2 separate regions of the Mus musculus genome follow, and region 1 is linked to region 2. A link is a loop called in an ENCODE intact Hi-C map of the cell type or tissue named here. Cell type or tissue: heart. All regions are shown on one strand. Links, peaks and the distances in the headings refer to the core of each region. The heading gives the core; the rest is flanking DNA. Region 1 overlaps Gm33958 (a long non-coding RNA gene). Region 2 holds the start of Gm34084 (predicted gene, 34084).

Region 1 (8,328 bases), core at 220-8,219, 100 kb after region 2:
CACACCTCTATCAGAGCACACATGAAGCAAACCCTAGTCAGATGCTGCGGTCAGTTCGAAGTAGCCCATATCCCCACACCTGGGATCAGAAAGAAAACATATTCCCCCAATATGTCTGTGTTCTTTAAAGAAACCAAAATTCCAAAATTGTCACTATGGTCATCAAAAACAAAGCATGGCCTGATCCACCTGCCTCTGCCTCGCCAGCACTGGGATTACAAGTGTGCCCACCACACTCAGTTTATATGGTGATGCAGAGCAAAGCCAGGCCCTCACACATTCTAGAGAAGTACTCTAAGAACCACACCTTATCCCCAGCCCTGTTCACCACATCTCTTGTTGGCACAAAGAGGCTTTGTCCAGCTATTGACCCTGTATTCTCCAAGTGTCCACTAATAAATATATGTTGTCCATGGAGCCCCGGCATTACCAGATGACACGTTTTCAAATGCAGCAACTGTGACATGGTTTGCTTAACTACCCTGGTCAACCAAGATTAGGACTCATTGGAATGAAGTGCAGAAACCCTCCTCATAAGTCACATTGTGACCAAAAAGACTCTGAGGGGTGGGGGTGGGGGTGAGGGTGAGGGTGGGGATACACATGCAGCATTTATACAGTCTCAAAAGGCAACCTAGCAAACAGACCCAGAGACACACATGTTTAGCAGTCCTGTGACTGACGTCTGACTGAAGGAAACAATTCGGTGGACAAAACTATGCTTTTATGACATTTGAAATCATGCAACTTTCAATGCAGGAAATGTCCATTTTTGGAAATAGCAGGTGATGATATAGTCCACAAAGACATAATCGCATGGGGCCAGAGAGGTGGCTCAGTGGTTAAGCCAGGTCCTGCTCTTGCAGAGGAACCCACATTCAGTTTCCAGCACCTATGTCATTCAACTTATAACCACCTGTCACTCCAGCTCCCGGGGCTCTCCCACGCTCTCTTCTGGCCTTTGAGGGCAATTGCATTCAGATACACCCCCCCAACCCCTCCCTACAGACACACAAGCATAACCGTGATTAAAATAAAACCCCCTTTTAAAAAGTCTTTTAATGATTCAGTTGCTCTAAACAAAAATTCAGCTCCTTATGTGAGATCTCTGCAGTATTCTAGGCCCTGGGTATAGTAAACAGAGAGGTTTGACCTCTGAACTCTTAATGCCCAAACAATGCACCTTAGACTCAATAACTGACATTGCTGATGGCCGGGGCCCATCTGATGACTTACTTGTCTTCCTCCATCAAATTCCTCATAAAAGAGAGGGAGGGGCCAGACAGTCGGGGCTGGGGGGAGCCAGAATCTCTGTCCCTTCCAGCCTTTCACTGGGGCCCCCGACAAACGAGAGCAGCAAACCCACACACTTCCTGCACTTTCTCTGAAGCCAATTAAGCCTTCTCTCTAGTAAACAGGCCTGTGGTTCCTTTTGTTTAGTGCCTCCCCCCCAACCCCCATTTGTTTAAAGCATTGAAAGTCCTACAACTGCCTTAGCCATCATTCTCCCAGAATACAAGCCACACAATGGCGGACTGACAAAGGGAGAAGTCTGGCTGGATCCCTTTATGTTTCAGAGGGTTTCTTGGGGGGTGGGGGTGTTTGGTCAGAGCAGCCGCTGCCCCACTGGGTAGGCACTAGAGCTGACAGGTGACTGTCACTTGGGTTGAGCGGGAAGACGTGTTTCTGCTTTTTCAGATTGTCGTGAAGCCTAAGACAGGTGTCACTCAATTCTCCTTGGTTCTCTTAGACTCGAGCCCCACTCGAGTCTGTGCAGGAGCATGGATGCACGGCACAGCATAGCCAGTCTGATTTGCAGCAATGGTCACAGGGCTTTGTTAGGCTCAGCTCTTGGCCTCTCTCTCTCTCTCCTCTGCTGCTGTTGTGACCCTACCCAATGCGTGGCAGCCAGCCTCAAGCTCGGCTGAAGGAGGAAGGAGAACGTGTTTGTGAGACTGGAAGGGTATCTATCTTATGAGCATCAGCCAACCACTGATAGTGTGGGGCCTTCATCCAAAATCTCCACTGCTTTCTATTTCCTATCTTTACAGTCTCATTAGGTCTGGGTTAGCTCATCAAAAACTGCTGTGATTTTACAGAGTCCTATTCCCTGGATTTCAGTATCTTCATCTGTGAGTGGCATGGTCCACTGGTTCTTCTAAAAGTATACACCTCCCCTCCTGACCCCCCAGCAACATCAACCAGGTCGCTAGCCTTGTTAGAGATGTTAGTTTTGAATGGCCAGATAGATGCATGTTGCTTTAACCAGCCATTCAGGGATGCTGATGCTGGTTCAAGATCACCTTAAGGTGGAAGCTCTTGTGTGTTCCCTCTAGCATCAGCCTCGCTAATGCCTCTTAGACTAAATTCATCACGCTGGAGCGAGATCCCAGCTACGGCTCGACGGCTCGCAGTCTGAACTGTCCTCTTGTGCCTTCTCTTGGTGTCTGAAGACAGCTATAGACTGAGTTCATCAAGCTGTTTCAAGCCGAAAGCCTCACGCACTCCCGGCAACATCTCCCAGAGTGAGACCTGTCAAGTGTGTCGGTGGTGAGCATCCACACACAGATGAAGGATGCTAATCACAACCACAGGAGGAGTAGAGATGCAGGAACTAGCTCGGCAGGCAAAAAGCCTCTCTGTTCAAAGTGTGTCACTCTGAAGCAGAACTGAAATGACTTCACAGGGTGGCAGAAGACTCGGCTCCTGGGGGTGGGGTGGGGGAGGCAGACAGCTCTAGGCATTACCCACTTGGAGTTGTGCACTCGCTTGCTTGCCCTGAAAGGAGAATGGAGTGTTTCTTTGTTCTTATTTCCTATCTGGCGATCAGTTGGCCATGAAGATGGTTCCAGAACACAAACCACGTTGTGAGGCTCCCCCTCTTAAAATGGCGGTTGTGCTCTGTCTTAGATGAAGCACGTGTTAGGTACTCTAGTCAGTTTCAGACTGCACGCCGGTTTTTCCTGCTTCTTAAGAATTATAATCTCCCTCTCACTCACGTCCCTTTTCAGACTTAGTCTCCTGGGGTGCCCTTCCTATCCTTCCCTAACTGGGTCAGGAGCTGTCTTCTAGTGTCCCAGACACACTGTCCCTTTCTCGTGACGCAGCTGTCAACACTTTGTATCACATATGGAAGTCCTGCTGACAATTCATTTACAGAGGATGACTCTGTCTCCTGGACACTCTTTCTTTGACTCACTGTTCCTCTCAGTCACTTGTTTATTTACACATTGATTAATTAGATACCCATACTCCAAAAAGTGGCTATTGCCCAAACACGGGACCTAGTGTTGCAGGCCATCAATAAGGGAGACCATTGCTCTCCCTCCTCTTGGTCCTTGTGGTAGAGTGGCTCCCATCCCCTTGGACTCGGACTCGGACTCTGCAGTGCTGGTCTTCTCAAGGATCGTCTTTGCATCTTGACTTGTCAATCCTGTTTCCACCGCTGTTTTGTCCTTTGTGCAGGGTACCGGCTTCCTATGCCTATCTGTGCTCTCTGCATCCTTGCAAACGTGCATTATTTTGTGTTTTGAAACCATGTGTGTTTTATGTTTGTATACACGGCATATTAAAATATCTCCATGTAGATGGCATGAGTGACACACCCCTGTAATGCACACACACTCAGGAGGTGGAGGTAGGAGGAGGTGAGTTTGTGGCCAGCTGAAGGTTCACGGCAAAATTCTGTCTCAAAACATAACAACTGTAAATGAAACGAAACAAACTTCCTTCAGGTTATTTTGTTCTGCTGGGCAAGCTGCCCTGTCTCAGTGCTGCTATGTGCTGCTGCTATGGCTGCGCATGGCTGTATCCTATTCCAGCATCTCTGTCCCCACACTGATCAGGACTTGGGTAACAACTCAATTTTAGGGATGAGAATCCTTATATGCTGCATCTATGGCTCTGGACAGGACTACTGAGCAGGCCAAAGTGTGTGTATATGTATGTGTATGTGTATGTGTGTGTGTGTGTGTGTGTGTGTGTGTGTGTGTGTGTGTGTGTGTGTATGTGTATGTGTGTATGTCATTGGCTGAGTACTGTTAGCTTCTCTTTGAGTGGCTACTCTAGTCTTTTAAGTTGGAAGAAATTTACATTTACAATAAAAATTCTAGGTTGTAGATAGTCTGGTTTGATATAAAAGTATATTTTAATGCTCTGTTTATTCATTTTGTTTTTGATGTCTTTCATTTAAAAACAACTACCTTTCGTTTTTTCAGTTTTTTATTCTCTTCTTAGAGGTACTTTACGTGTGTGTGTGTGTGTGTGTGTGTGTGTGTGTGTGTGTGTGTGTGTGTGTGTGTGAGTGTATTCTGCTTTGTACAAACCCAGGGCCTTGTACACGATGTTAGGCAAATGCCGTACTACTGAGCTACATCCACAGCACAGGTAATTCACATTTTTTAAGGCTGAATCTCATGTAATTCAGGTTGGCCTTGAACTAATAATGATGTTGAACCTCTGATATTTATATCAGAGTGCTGGAATTATAGGTATGTGCCACCAAATTTTGTTTATGTGGTATTAGAAGACAAACTTGGTACCTCATACATGTGAGCAAGCACGTTGCCAGTGGAGCGAGATTCCCTAGCCCCCCATTGGCTTGAGATGGCCCTTAATGACCATAAGAAGAAAAGGGGGCAGCTTTTACATCGACAGGCCAAGTAGCATCTCATGTATGTGAACCTCACAAGCCTAAGTGCGCTAAGTCTAAAAGCAGAGAAACCTTTAAGTTAGCATCCATAAAACTTGGTCTAAGTGTCAGTCTATTTTAGGACTCTAAGCTAAGGAAGTGTTACAAGGAAGTCGTGTACACTTGAGATAAGCCCTACACATAGTCAAAACAAAAGCTCTCATGAGAAACTACTTATGAGCTTGGAACTTGGAGCCTAGGACTCAGAAAAGCTGAGAGACCCAAACTAGTTTCCTACCTGGCAGGCCTCTGAACTCTTCCTTATCCAAACTCAAGAAGAGGAAGGGAGGTGGAGAGAGGTGAGGAGCGCTTGGTGCTCTTGAGCAGGACCAGGTGGCAGTTGCCCATACTCACATCGTAGCTCACAACCATCTGTGACTCCAATTTCAGGGGTTCTGACACCGTCTGTGACCTCTGTGGGTGCCAAGCATGCACATGGTAAAATACATGCATGCAGACAAAACATGTGCATACATAAAATAAGATAAATAAATCTAAAATAAGAATTTGAAAAGAGCCCTCTTAATGGCTCCTAGTGGCCAGCAGGTAGCCTGTGAGAGTCAACAAAGTTTCTAGGGGCTGTGTGTGTGTGTGTGTGTGTGTGTGTATGTGTGTGTGTATGTCTGTGTGTCTGTATGTATATGTTTGTATATGTGTATGTGTATATATGTTATGTGTATGTGTATATTTATATGTATATATTTTAAAAATATCTTAGCTGGGCGTGGTGGTGCATGCCTTTAATCCCAGCACTCGGGAGGCAGAGGCAGGCAGATTTCTGAGTTCGAGCCCAGCCTTGTCCAAGTGAGTTCCAGGACAGCCAGGGCTATACAGAGAAACCCTGTCTCGAAAAACCAAAAAAAAAAAAAAAAAAAAAAAAAAATCTTGATGAGAATCTATTACTTGTATAAAACATTGGATTTTTTAGTGACATCATCACACACATATTGTATGCTTTAATCACAATCCTCTCTACCCCATCTCCTGCCCACACAGTTACTGTCTCTTTTCTCTGTTGGTTTTGTTGTTCAAATCTCAAGGCATGGAAATAAGGGCCTTTATGAGCCTCAACAGCAAACCTAGTTGCTCCTTCCAGAACTTTCCCTCTTCTGTTGACAGGAGTTATACCACAGATCTACTCAGCAAGCTACTTGTGAGTGAGGCAGGCATCTGACTAAAAGGACATCTGCCTCACGCATTTCTAACCATGCTGAAGACCCAGCCCACACTACATCCTTCTGTGACCCCTGCCCCCCCATCATCTCCAATGTGCCACTGCTGTATTAGATTCAAGCCTCAGTGTCAGCACGTGTCACAGTATAACACTTGTTCTATACCCCTTTCTCTTGGTCTCCACTTGGTTTTAAGCTTCTGGAGAAAGGAGTAGGGTCATGCGTGTTCTGTGTCACTAGTAGAATGTCAAGTAGATAACAAAGACTCAGCAATGTTCTCCAACGTGAGGAAGGGTGGTTTTCAAACTCATTAGAGATTGCCATCTGATAGCCTAAGTCCAACTGGATAATCTGGTGAGTGAATTTGGTGTTATTGGTTGAGTGTATAAAATCTTCTACATCCTTCTGTGTTCATGGTTTCTGTTTCCAGGAAAAATTTGGAAACAGAGGACTCACAGGTATAGGGATGGCTATATTAATGATTATATTAATGGCATTAATAGGGAACAAGACAATGGATAGGAAGGGTGACGAATGCTTGAGTCAAGCAATCCTTCCAATGCTACTTCGAGTGGCTTCTTCCCCTTTGTAAAATATGAGCATTATGGTGAAGCTGTCCCTCAGCTCACCCTTTCTTCCAGGATTTTTTCCTTACAGGTCTATCAATAATGTGGATAGATAAATATGCAGCATAAGGAGTCGGTGTACCTATTTTATATGGGTCAAATACTATGATGATAGCATACTGATATATACACTAAATAAAGGTGTCTGATGAGTTGTTTTGTTGCTAGAAGTCTGCTGCTGAAGGAGGTAGAAAGAATGTAGAGGGCACAGGAACATTTGTCTTAGCTGGAGACTCCCTTCTTAGGACTCTCAGTGCGTTAGCCCTAGACCATGGTGCTCCTTTGTCAGGCCGTTGGGCACTTGAGTAATAGCCTCACTAATCCCTGTCTTCATGTTCTGTTTCTTTTGTTCAACACAGTGTCCTCTTCTTCCCCTCAAGTGTACCAGCCAATGAGCATCTTCAACAGAGTATCTTCCTCTGCTGCAGTCCTAGGGTCTATCCTTTGGGAAATCTCACTGGGCTTGGGTAGGCCTGGTACTCACTCTTGTTCCTAGAAACGTGGGCTGGGGTCCTGGTCCTGTTGAAGAAACATGGTTACAGGGATCCCCCTGAAAGCACAGCAAGAGTGGAGGACAGCTGGAGGGAGAACTGTATACACACACACACACACACACACACACACACTGCATCCAGGTGCACCACATGGCTGCAACCTTTACACAGGACGGTTTCCTGGGCATTGACTTAATCACTTTTGAGAAGTACCCGATTCTTTTCCATCTCTGCCAGAGACAGAAATACAGACAGACACACACAGACTGGGGAAGGAGGGAGGGGGAGGGAGAGAGGGGAGGGGGAAGAGAAGGAGGAGGGGTGTGAGAGAGAGCAAGCACACACAGAGTTCGGAACGTGTCATACTAGTTTGGGCATCTTTGGAACACACACATCTACCGAGTGATGTCTATGCACATATGTACGCACACAGACACGCACATTATCAGAGGCCTCCTAGTAGAAGCATGCACTGTCCTGGGAACCGATCACAGGAGTTCCAGTACATGCTTTCTGCGAAATTCTTCCAAGGACAGTCGGGGATTTCAGGTTTCAGGAAAAAGCAGAGATTTGTTACGACAATGACATTCAACAAGTGTAACATCCTGGCCTCAAACAATTGTTAGGGGGGGGGGGAATAAGTGCTAAGGGGGCTTGATTGGGATTGTTAATGAGAGATTTCTCCCTCTGCTCTACCCGTCCTTGGCCGCCAACCCCTGGTTAATTTCTGCAGCCGCCTGGTCAGGATCCCTGTGCTTGGGAACCTGGGAGAAGGTTAACAGTTCCACTCTGCCGATTAATTGCAGAGACTTTCTTCATTCTGCTCAGCAGGGGTTTTTCTTGCTGGCTGTTGGAAACGGAACAATGTGCCTCATCCTCTGGGGTGAATGCATAATGATACATTTATCTAGGGGGGAAAAAGTCCTTACGGCTACGCTGTCTGCTTCTTGGCACAGGTTGTTGAGGCTGGACCAGTCCTTAAGTGAGAGAAAATATGGAACAGAAACGCCTTTCTCTTCTCTGAGAAAAGGGAAATCCAAAGGATGCAGGCACGTGAGTGAGCATGGACTCACAGCACAGGACAATGGCTTCCTGTGCTTCTGGCATCCTGCCACAGATGCAGTATCTCCATTGTTCCTATCTACCGTTGGTTTTTATGATATTTTTTGCGGTGCTGTGGACTGAACCTGGAGCCTTATATGTGCTAGATAACCATCTACTATCAAGCTATATTCCCAGCCTTTGAGATATCTCCCTTGCAAAGCCAGCTTGGATGGTTTCTGTAGGATGGCTACCGAGTTCCCTGATCTGCATGAAAATCATAGACCTGGAGTCACTGAGTTCCC
Region 2 (8,328 bases), core at 95-8,094:
TAGGTCATAAATACACACAGCTTTTCAGCTTCCTTCCCTCTTCGGCTCTCAGCCAGCTTGCCTTCAAGATCCTCATCTAGACAAGGCTTAAATTTGGCTTAACTGTTGGCTCCAGCATTACCGTTTCACAAGGACGGAGGTGCAGCCTGTGTGGTGATCCTTGCCAGGCGAAGGCACCAGGAAGAATCCTTATCCAATGACGGGGACCCTAAAACTTGCCCGCACTCTTTTGTGAGTTGGGTTGGGTGGGGTGACTGCTGTCCTGCTGCAGAAGGTGTGGCTGTCTACTGTCTACCTTTTCTACCTCTGAAATTTCACTTTGATGGAGTTGCAGCGGCAGGTATAACTGGCGGCTGTTCCCATGGGACATTTCTGTAGCCATATTTGGATCATAGTTCTCCCTCGGTGCCTCTCAGACCCTTGCTTCATTTCAATTGACTAATTAAGCATTTGGAGATATTGTCTAGGTAGCCCAAGCTAGACTTCAACTCACTTAAGTAGCCCAGGCTAGCCTTGACCTGGCTGCATGTTTTTCTCGGACTCAGTTTCCAAGTGCCGGAACTATAGGCATGTACCACCATGCCTGGTCCAAATACTCATTTAAAATAAATGCTTGTTGATCTTTCTGGCCCCATGCAGGAAGACTGGAGATGTGGTGTGGGCCTGTGCATACTTGTGTCAGTTACTGAAATCTTTGGCCTCAGCCTTAAAAAGTACAACCCCATGTTGTGGAGTGGGGAAAGAATTTTTTTTAATCTCTCTGATTTTGCAGGCTAATTTTTGCTGAGCAACCTATATTCTTCAGCTCAAAAGCTGCTCAGTTTCCTGAGGGGCAGGGAAATAGGAGCATTTTATTTTTTCCCCCCAGCCATACCTCCGGGACCCTGTAGCCACCTCAGAATTCATGTTTCCCATGGGAGGCACCTTATTGATTCTCATTCCTAAAGCTACAGTTCCATAGTAATGTTACTTTAGACGGAGGGCGGAGTGATGGGATTCTCTCGGTAGTTATCCATGTGTGGACTTGAAAGAGTAGTAAACTCAGTGCTCCAAGGTATGCTAATCATAAAACAGATAGCGACATTCCTCCACCCACCCGCTTCCTGTGTTCAAGGAGTATTCATTCAAAGAAAGTCACCCTGACCCACCCTGACCATTGCTGGAACCCACTATGCAAAGGTGCTATTGCAAGGGGCTCTTAGATTGTTAGGGGCTCTTAGAAACTGTCTTGAGAGATAACCTGACACTTGTGACTTTGTACTTCCTTGTGACTCTTAACTGGTATTTTTGGTATTTTCCAACAACGCCCTTCCCACCTCCTTGAGTTGTGGTTCCTTCCTTTAAATACCCCCTTATCCAGCTACTGGGGGCGCCACGGTCCTCTACCCCTGCGTGGTGTATGACCATGGGCCCGAGAGCGCTCTTGAATAAAAATCCTCTTGCAATTTGCAGCAAGTCCGTTTCTCGTTGGTGGTTTTGGGGTGTCGCCTCTCCTGAGTCAGAACGTGGGCGAGTCCTCACGTTATGGGTCTTTCAGACTAATGTTGACGAGATTCCTAGTATGTGCCCTGTGCCCTGTACTGAGACCACAGACTCAAGGATGCTTCTGTGTGCGCATGTGTGACATTCAGGGACCTGCCAGGGAGACCGTCATTCCAACTGCGGATTGTCATGAAGTGTAGGAAGAGTGGTGGTTGTGTTTGCAATGGGAGCTATTTCTAGGTCTTGCCAGCCCGTGGGTACAGAAAAGGTCGAACACACCTTTAGAAATTAAACCTTACTGGCCTGTGTTGTCCTTCTTGCTGAGCCCCCAGGCAGCTATTTTCTAGAGTCCCTAGAGTTATGTGCCAGCTAGTTTTCTGTCAACTTGACACAAGCTAGAGTCACCTGAAAGGAGGGAAACTCAGTTGAGGAAATGCCTCCATAAGATACGGTTAGAGGGCATTTTTTTTTTACTTAGTGATTGATGGGTGAGGGCCCAGCCCACTGTACTTGCTGTTCTCCCTGGGCTGGTGGTCCTGGGTTCTCTAAGAAAGCAGACTGAGCAAGCTGTGATATGCAACCCAGTAAGCAGCACTCCTCCCTGTCCCCTGCATCAGCTCCCGCCTCTGGTTCCTGCCCTGCATGAGTTCCTGTCCTGACTTCCTTCAGTGGTGGACTATGATGTGCAAATGTAAGCCAAATAAACCCTCCCCCCCCCCCCGCCCCAAACTTACTTGATCACAGCATCAGAAACCCTAAGACAAGTCATTTGTGTGTGTACTTTAGTTTCTGGCCCTTATGCGGTGTTTTGCTCTGAGATCCACTCCGGAACAGCATTCTCTAGCATGGCCCTAAGTTTCTGCCACAGGCTTCTCCAGGCTGGTGTGTGTCTCTGCCCTCAATATGCCTGAGCCGGAGGCACTCTCTCTGTTTTGGATGTGAGAGAGGAGAGCAGCTCACCTTTCTGTGGGTCACCTGGGTACAATACCAAGACCATGTGCTATATAGTCTTGAGAAAACATCTTCCTCCTGGCTTCCGTCCACCGCTCTTCTTTCTGCATTCCCTGGGACGGGTCTCAGATCCAGCATCTCCCACAAACGCACTAAGCACTTGCTTGGTGACAGCACACTTGCTTGGTGACAGTGCACCTGCGAGTGACTTTGAGACTTCTCACAGTTTCTTGACCTCACATCTTGGGCGGATGCCTTCTCTGCCAGCCGAGGGTCAGCTTGTCAGACACGCTCAGCCATAGGGTTCTGTGTCCTTTCCTCCTGTTGGGGTCATTTTATTTCCGGCCTCCCTGACCTTACTTAAACAGTTACCATAGTTTCCTTGTGGTCCTGTTGTTTCTTGTCTGTTTCCCTTCACCCTGTACTTACAGTCACTTCAAAAAGCGACCATCCTCCGATGGGGTCTAGTTTAAATCTCCCTGGCACACTTTTATTTTCGCTAGCAAGGGTGTTAGGGTCTCCTTAAGATGATATTGCCTCTTATTGGATTATTTTTAGATAGGGAAGCATGTGTCCCAGTATGACTTTATACACGGCTGAGCATGGCCTTGGATTTTGGATTTTCCTGGCTCTATCTTCCTGGTGCTGGGACCGTGTGTGCCACCACACCCCAGTTTTATGCTGTGCTGCGGTTCCAGTTTGGGACTTCATTTTTGCTAGGCAAACACTCTTAGCAATGGAGCTACACCCTCAGCTCAGTTTCATTGTTTTATACTTACTGTACTTTGTGGTAAGGCAAAGGCTGTCTGGAGGGATTCCAGTGGGCTGGGTCAGGCAAGGAAATCTCTGTGAGGGAAAGGGAAATTGCTTGTCTTTAACAAATGGACAGGCTCTAGACAGCCAGCGGCAAGCTGGCTCTCAATGGGGGCAAGCGTAGGAGACTGGGGTTGAGGCTGATGGGACCCTCAGACCGGAGGTCCGGAGCCTCACTACTGAAGAGGCTGCGTGCCGGGAAGGGGGTGGGGGGGGGGAATAGGAGCAGGAGCAGAAGCTTGAAGGCAGAGAAGGAAGCTTATTATGAGGGGCTGTGAAAAGCCAGAAAGGAGGTCTAGCTTTAACTCTGCAGGAAGCTGGAGGCCATGGAAACTTTTTCAATGGCAATGAAAGATTCAGAAAGGGAAGGCCTGACTTGCTTTGACTTGGGGGTGGGGAGTTGGTGGGGGTGAGGTGGGGGCGGGGCTTCTACTTCGAGGTATGAAGGGAAACCCAGGGATTGTGGTTTCGTTGAAAAGGGGTATGTGCAAGTGGTAACCTTCACAGGTTTAGGAAGGAAGGAAAGAAGAAAGGAAGGAAGGAAGGAAGGAAGGAAGGAAGGAAGGAAGGAAGGGAGGAAGGAAGGAAGGGAGGAAGGTTTTGGGATGTAGCTTTCCTTAGCATTCAAGAAGGCTTGGGTTTGACCCCCAGCATAGCTTAAAACTGGGGATGGTGGTGCATGTCTGTAATACCAGCACCCTGGAGGTGGAGGCAAGATCAGAAGTTCAAGGCCACCCTCAGATGCAGAGCAAGGCCAGGTAGGCTTGTGTGAGACACTGTCTCCAGAAAAAAGAAAGAAAGAAAGAAAGAAAGAAAGAAAGAAAGAAAGAAAGAAAGAGAGAAAGAGCAAAAAGAAAAAGTTGAAGCATGGAAGTTGATTTGCTACAGGAAGAGAGAAGAGGATGGGGTCCATCAAGACCAGCGCTGCCAAAGAGATGAGGGGGAGCCGTGGAGGGGGAGCTGTGGAGGGGGGTCTGCTGTGGAGGGGGAGCTGTGGAGGGGGTTCTGCTATGGAGGGGGAGCTGTGGAGGGGGTTCTGCTGTGGAGGGGGAGCTGTGGAGGGGGTTCTGCTGTGGAGGGGGAGCTGTGGAGGGGGTTCTGCTGTGGAGGGGGAGCTGTGGAGGGGGAGCTGTGGAGGGGGTTCTGCTGTGGAGGGGGAGCTGTGGAGGGGGTTCTGCTGTGGAGGGGGAGCTGTGGAGGGGGTTCTGCTGTGGAGGGGGAGCTGTGGAGGGGGTTCTGCTGTGGAGGGGGAGCTGTGGAGGGGGTTCTGCTATGGAGGGGGAGCTGTGGAGGGGGTTCTGCTGTGGAGGGGGAGCTGTGGAGGGGGTTCTGCTGTGGAGGGGGAGCTGTGGAGGGGGTTCTGCTGTGGAGGGGGAGCTGTGGAGGGGGTTCTGCTGTGGAGGGGGAGCTGTGGAGGGGGTTCTGCTGTGGAGGGGGAGCTGTGGAGGGGGTTCTGCTGTGGAGGGGGAGCTGTGGAGGGGGTTCTGCTATGGAGGGGGAGCTGTGGAGGGGGTTCTGCTGTGGAGGGGGAGCTCTGGAGGGGGCTCGGCTGTGGAGGGAGCTCTGCTTTTGGCTGTTTAAGAGAATGGTGAGACACTCACGGGGATCTCAGAGGCAGAGCTGCTATCTGAGGCCCTTAGAGGCGGTGAGGTGAGGGGTGTGGGGACTCGGGGGTGGGATTTCTCCTCAGAGCTAAGGACAAGGATGTCATCTGAGAGGGGGCGGGTGGGAGGGAGGGAGAGAGAGAGAGAGAGAGAGAAAGAGAGAGAAGAAGAGCTAGGATTCAGGAATGGGTGTCAATTGAAGAGGAACTTGATTAGGATGCAAGAACCACTTCCGGCCAAGGAGCCCCTGGTCAGGCAGCCCTTGGCTGAGGCATAGCATCTCTTCTTGCCATGGCAGTGCCAGCAAGGACACCTATTTGCTGCTGTGCAAAGCAGGGCGGGGCTGGAAGAAATAGGACCATCTGCTCCGTTGTTTGGCTGCTCAGCTCGGTGTGTAACTCAGGTTGTGATTTCAACCACGGCTCCCTCCATCAGCTCAGTGGCCATGTTATCAATCTCTTAAGCTGATGCACGCGCACATCCTCACATGTGTATATAAGTAATGAGGGCACATGTGAGGGCAGAGGTCTGTGTCCCGTGGGTTCTCTTATTATTTCTCCACTTTTTGTTCTGTTTTTTTGAGGCAAGGTCTCTCAACGAACCTGACCAGACCTTACCATTTAGCTATACTGACTGGCCTGTGTGCTCCGGGATCTTCCTGTCTCAGCTTCCCTCACTGGGATTCCAGGCCCATGCTGCCACACCCAGCCGTATATGTGTCAATCCTCCAGCTCTTGTGTCAAGTAAGCTCTTTACTGAATGGACCATCTCCCAGGCCCAGCCCCACTCCCATGATAACCAGGCTGGCCTGGAGCTTGTTATGTAGCTTCAAACGCCAACTATCTCAGACCTCCGAGGGCAGGCATGACCAGTATGAGCCACCACACCAGGCCATGATCATGTCTCACCTCGCCTGAGAGGCCGCTTCCTAAGAAACATCTCATTCACCATTTTCCTTCCCTCTCATTGACGGCTTGGATCGCGCTATTTAGATCCAAGAGGCAATTGTTCCACACCTACCATATGCTTGAGGGGACACAAAGCTTTTCACACTTGCAGTATCAGCAGCCTGCAGCTTGTTCAGGGGATACAGCACTTGAAATAAGGTGCTTTTGGCAGAATGTCATGAATTTGAAACAATTTTGCCAACGATCTAAACAGTATGATGATATTTTCAGGCACGCAGTAAAACAGTGTGGTGGAAAACCACCTATAGCCAAAATAGAGCCTTTATGTTAAATCCTTCCATTACTATATTGGAGAGAGAAAAAAAATTATTGAATGTTTACTTTTATTCTCTCTGTCTCACCTTCCTCATTTGGGGAAAACCAAGTCTTTGTGTTCCCTGGACAAAGCACAAGTTGTTGGTACCCAAAAGATAAGCCCTTCCGATGCTTTGTTTAAAAGATCCTCTGGGTAGGGCTTAGCTGGTGTTTCAGAAAAAGGAAAGGGATGAAGGGAAATCCTGCTCGCCCAGAAAAAGTTGAACTGGTTTGGCGGCTGGCTGGTGAGTGGCCATTTGGAGATTCTGTAATGCTGAGAGGAGCTGTGGTCTCTCGGTTTCCAAGCATGGGCAGACCGAGGCTGAGAGAAAGAGTCTAGAAAAAGCCTCGGTGGTCTACAAAAGTTATTTTGAGCTGAAGGCATTTGGATTCCCATAATGTCTTATCTGCCTAAAAGCAGAGCTTCTACCCTCCAATTGTCATAAATCCCTGCCCTAGAAGCAATTCTAATCTCTTTTTGGAGAGCAGAAATCAGCACCACGCTCTGATATTATCACAGCCACATTACATCTCCCATCTCTCCTCCGAAGGGTCCATTTATCTTTCCAAAAGGTCTTTTGCTTTTCTCTAAGTGTCTCTCCTCTTCTCCCCCTTCTCACAGAAGTGCCCCTCTTCCCAGTCCCTATTAAGATGGTAAATAAACCCAGATTCTAACTACCCCCCTGAGACCCAGTTCTTTGTGAATTCCAGCGCATTTATACCTAATTAAATCAGTTTCCCCCACTCCTCTGGGCTAATCTATCTTTTGCCAGTTGAATTTGCACACCCTCCAATTATTGAACCTGAGGACAGAGGAAGGATTTTCCTCCCTGACAGCCCCTCTTGTGCCCAGTGCCTCTGAGGATTATGGCAAGTTACTTATGGCATAGGGGATCAGGGACCTACGGGTGGCCCGGAGACAAAGAAACTACAGAAGGGGCCGGGAGAAGAGGAGCACGGCCACGTTGTGCTTCCCATGGCCCAGCTCCTGGCACCTTCTTTTGTCTGCTTGCTTTTCCATAACTTTGTACTTCCCAGGACTTTGGGAGCTGAACAGCCGCCCCAGTCAGTGGTGACTGACAGCTAGACTCTAGGCACAGGAAACAAAGTAACTTTAAGGGGAGACAATGAAAACGATTACTCTCCCTGTTCCTCCTTGCTCCTTAGAACTTCTCTTTCCCCTCCTTCCTTTCCTCCTTCTGTCTTCTTCCTCCTATTTCTCTATCGCTTCATCTCTTTTTTTTTTTTTGAAACAGGGTCTCATGTAGCTCAAAAAAGCCTTGAACTTGCTGTGAAACCAAGGCTGGCTTTAATCACCTAGTCATCCTGCCTCCATCTCCAGAGTGCTGGGATTACAGTTGTGTGCCCAACATGCCTGACTCCATTCTAACTTCTTTGTGTTACAGACTAACATTTCATTTCTTAATCTCTCTCTCTCTCTCTCTCTCTCTCTCTCTCTCTCTCTCTCTCATTCAGAACATTTCTTACTTCAGGAGGTGTCCGGCCTCAGAAAATGCTGCTCCAAAGTCCTTTGGATGGAATTGAATGAGACCTAGAGGATTCACAAGGAATCTCCATTTTGAAGATGGTGGCAGATTCAAGATCAGAAGTCTCACAGAGAGGGCTCCTGCTGAACGCCTGGGAGAAGAATAGACCAGAAGGAGGCTGGACACAGAGGCTGTGTGGGGCCACTCCAGCCTATCACCAGGACACCTAAGCCTTCTGTCCAGTTGTGCTTTACACTGTCCTCCAGGCTTCCAAACAGTTTTCATTGAGTCTTTGGATGCTCATTTCTGAAGCCACATTAAATCGAGGCTACTTCCTCTTATTAACCTTTCTTTTTGTTGTTTGGAGACAGGGTATGATTATGTAGCTTTGGCTGGCTTAGAATTTATCATATAGACCAGGATACCCTTGAGTCCCTCCTTCCTCTGACTCCTAAATCTGAGTGCTGAGACAAAAGATGTGTGTCACCGCGCATGGCAGCCTGTCTTTTGTTATTAGGCATGCTGGCTCTGCCTTTATGGGGAGCAAGAAGTATCAAACCTTCCTACTACAGAAGTCCCACGTTAAGGGAAATCTAGAGTAAGCCTAGATCAGAGAACGTACTAATTACTAGCATAGTTCTTTGACTCCAGGGATATGAAAATGTCACCATTTAAAACCTCAGTAGGGGACCACCTCAGTTTAACATCAGGGAAGTGAATGAAATCTCA

The links. A loop is a pair of places that touch in the nucleus more often than their neighbours do. Peaks named below come from ENCODE experiments on the same cell type or tissue, not always from the same donor. Only the 100,000 strongest peaks of a DNase experiment are listed, where the experiment ranks them.
Region 1: it touches region 2 in a loop (1.9-fold over the local background); 1 of 42 quality-filtered maps calls a loop at or near these places.

Annotation. Positions count from the first base shown.
Region 1 is chr13:44,369,158-44,377,485 of GRCm38, reverse strand. The region is part of intron 3 of Gm33958 (a long non-coding RNA gene); the gene reads left to right. Among named protein-coding and RNA genes, the nearest start is that of Gm33958, 27 kb to the left of the region's middle. In heart, for the core only: no CTCF peak of the experiment used is centred there; no DNase peak of the experiment used is centred there; H3K27ac peaks cover 864 bases.
Region 2 is chr13:44,472,035-44,480,362 of GRCm38, reverse strand. It overlaps Gm34084 (predicted gene, 34084), which reads left to right and starts at 36. Exons shown (of 2, transcript NR_167749.1): 1 at 36-231; 2 at 7,589-7,940. In heart, for the core only: no CTCF peak of the experiment used is centred there; a DNase peak (open chromatin) is centred at 3,232; H3K27ac peaks cover 717 bases.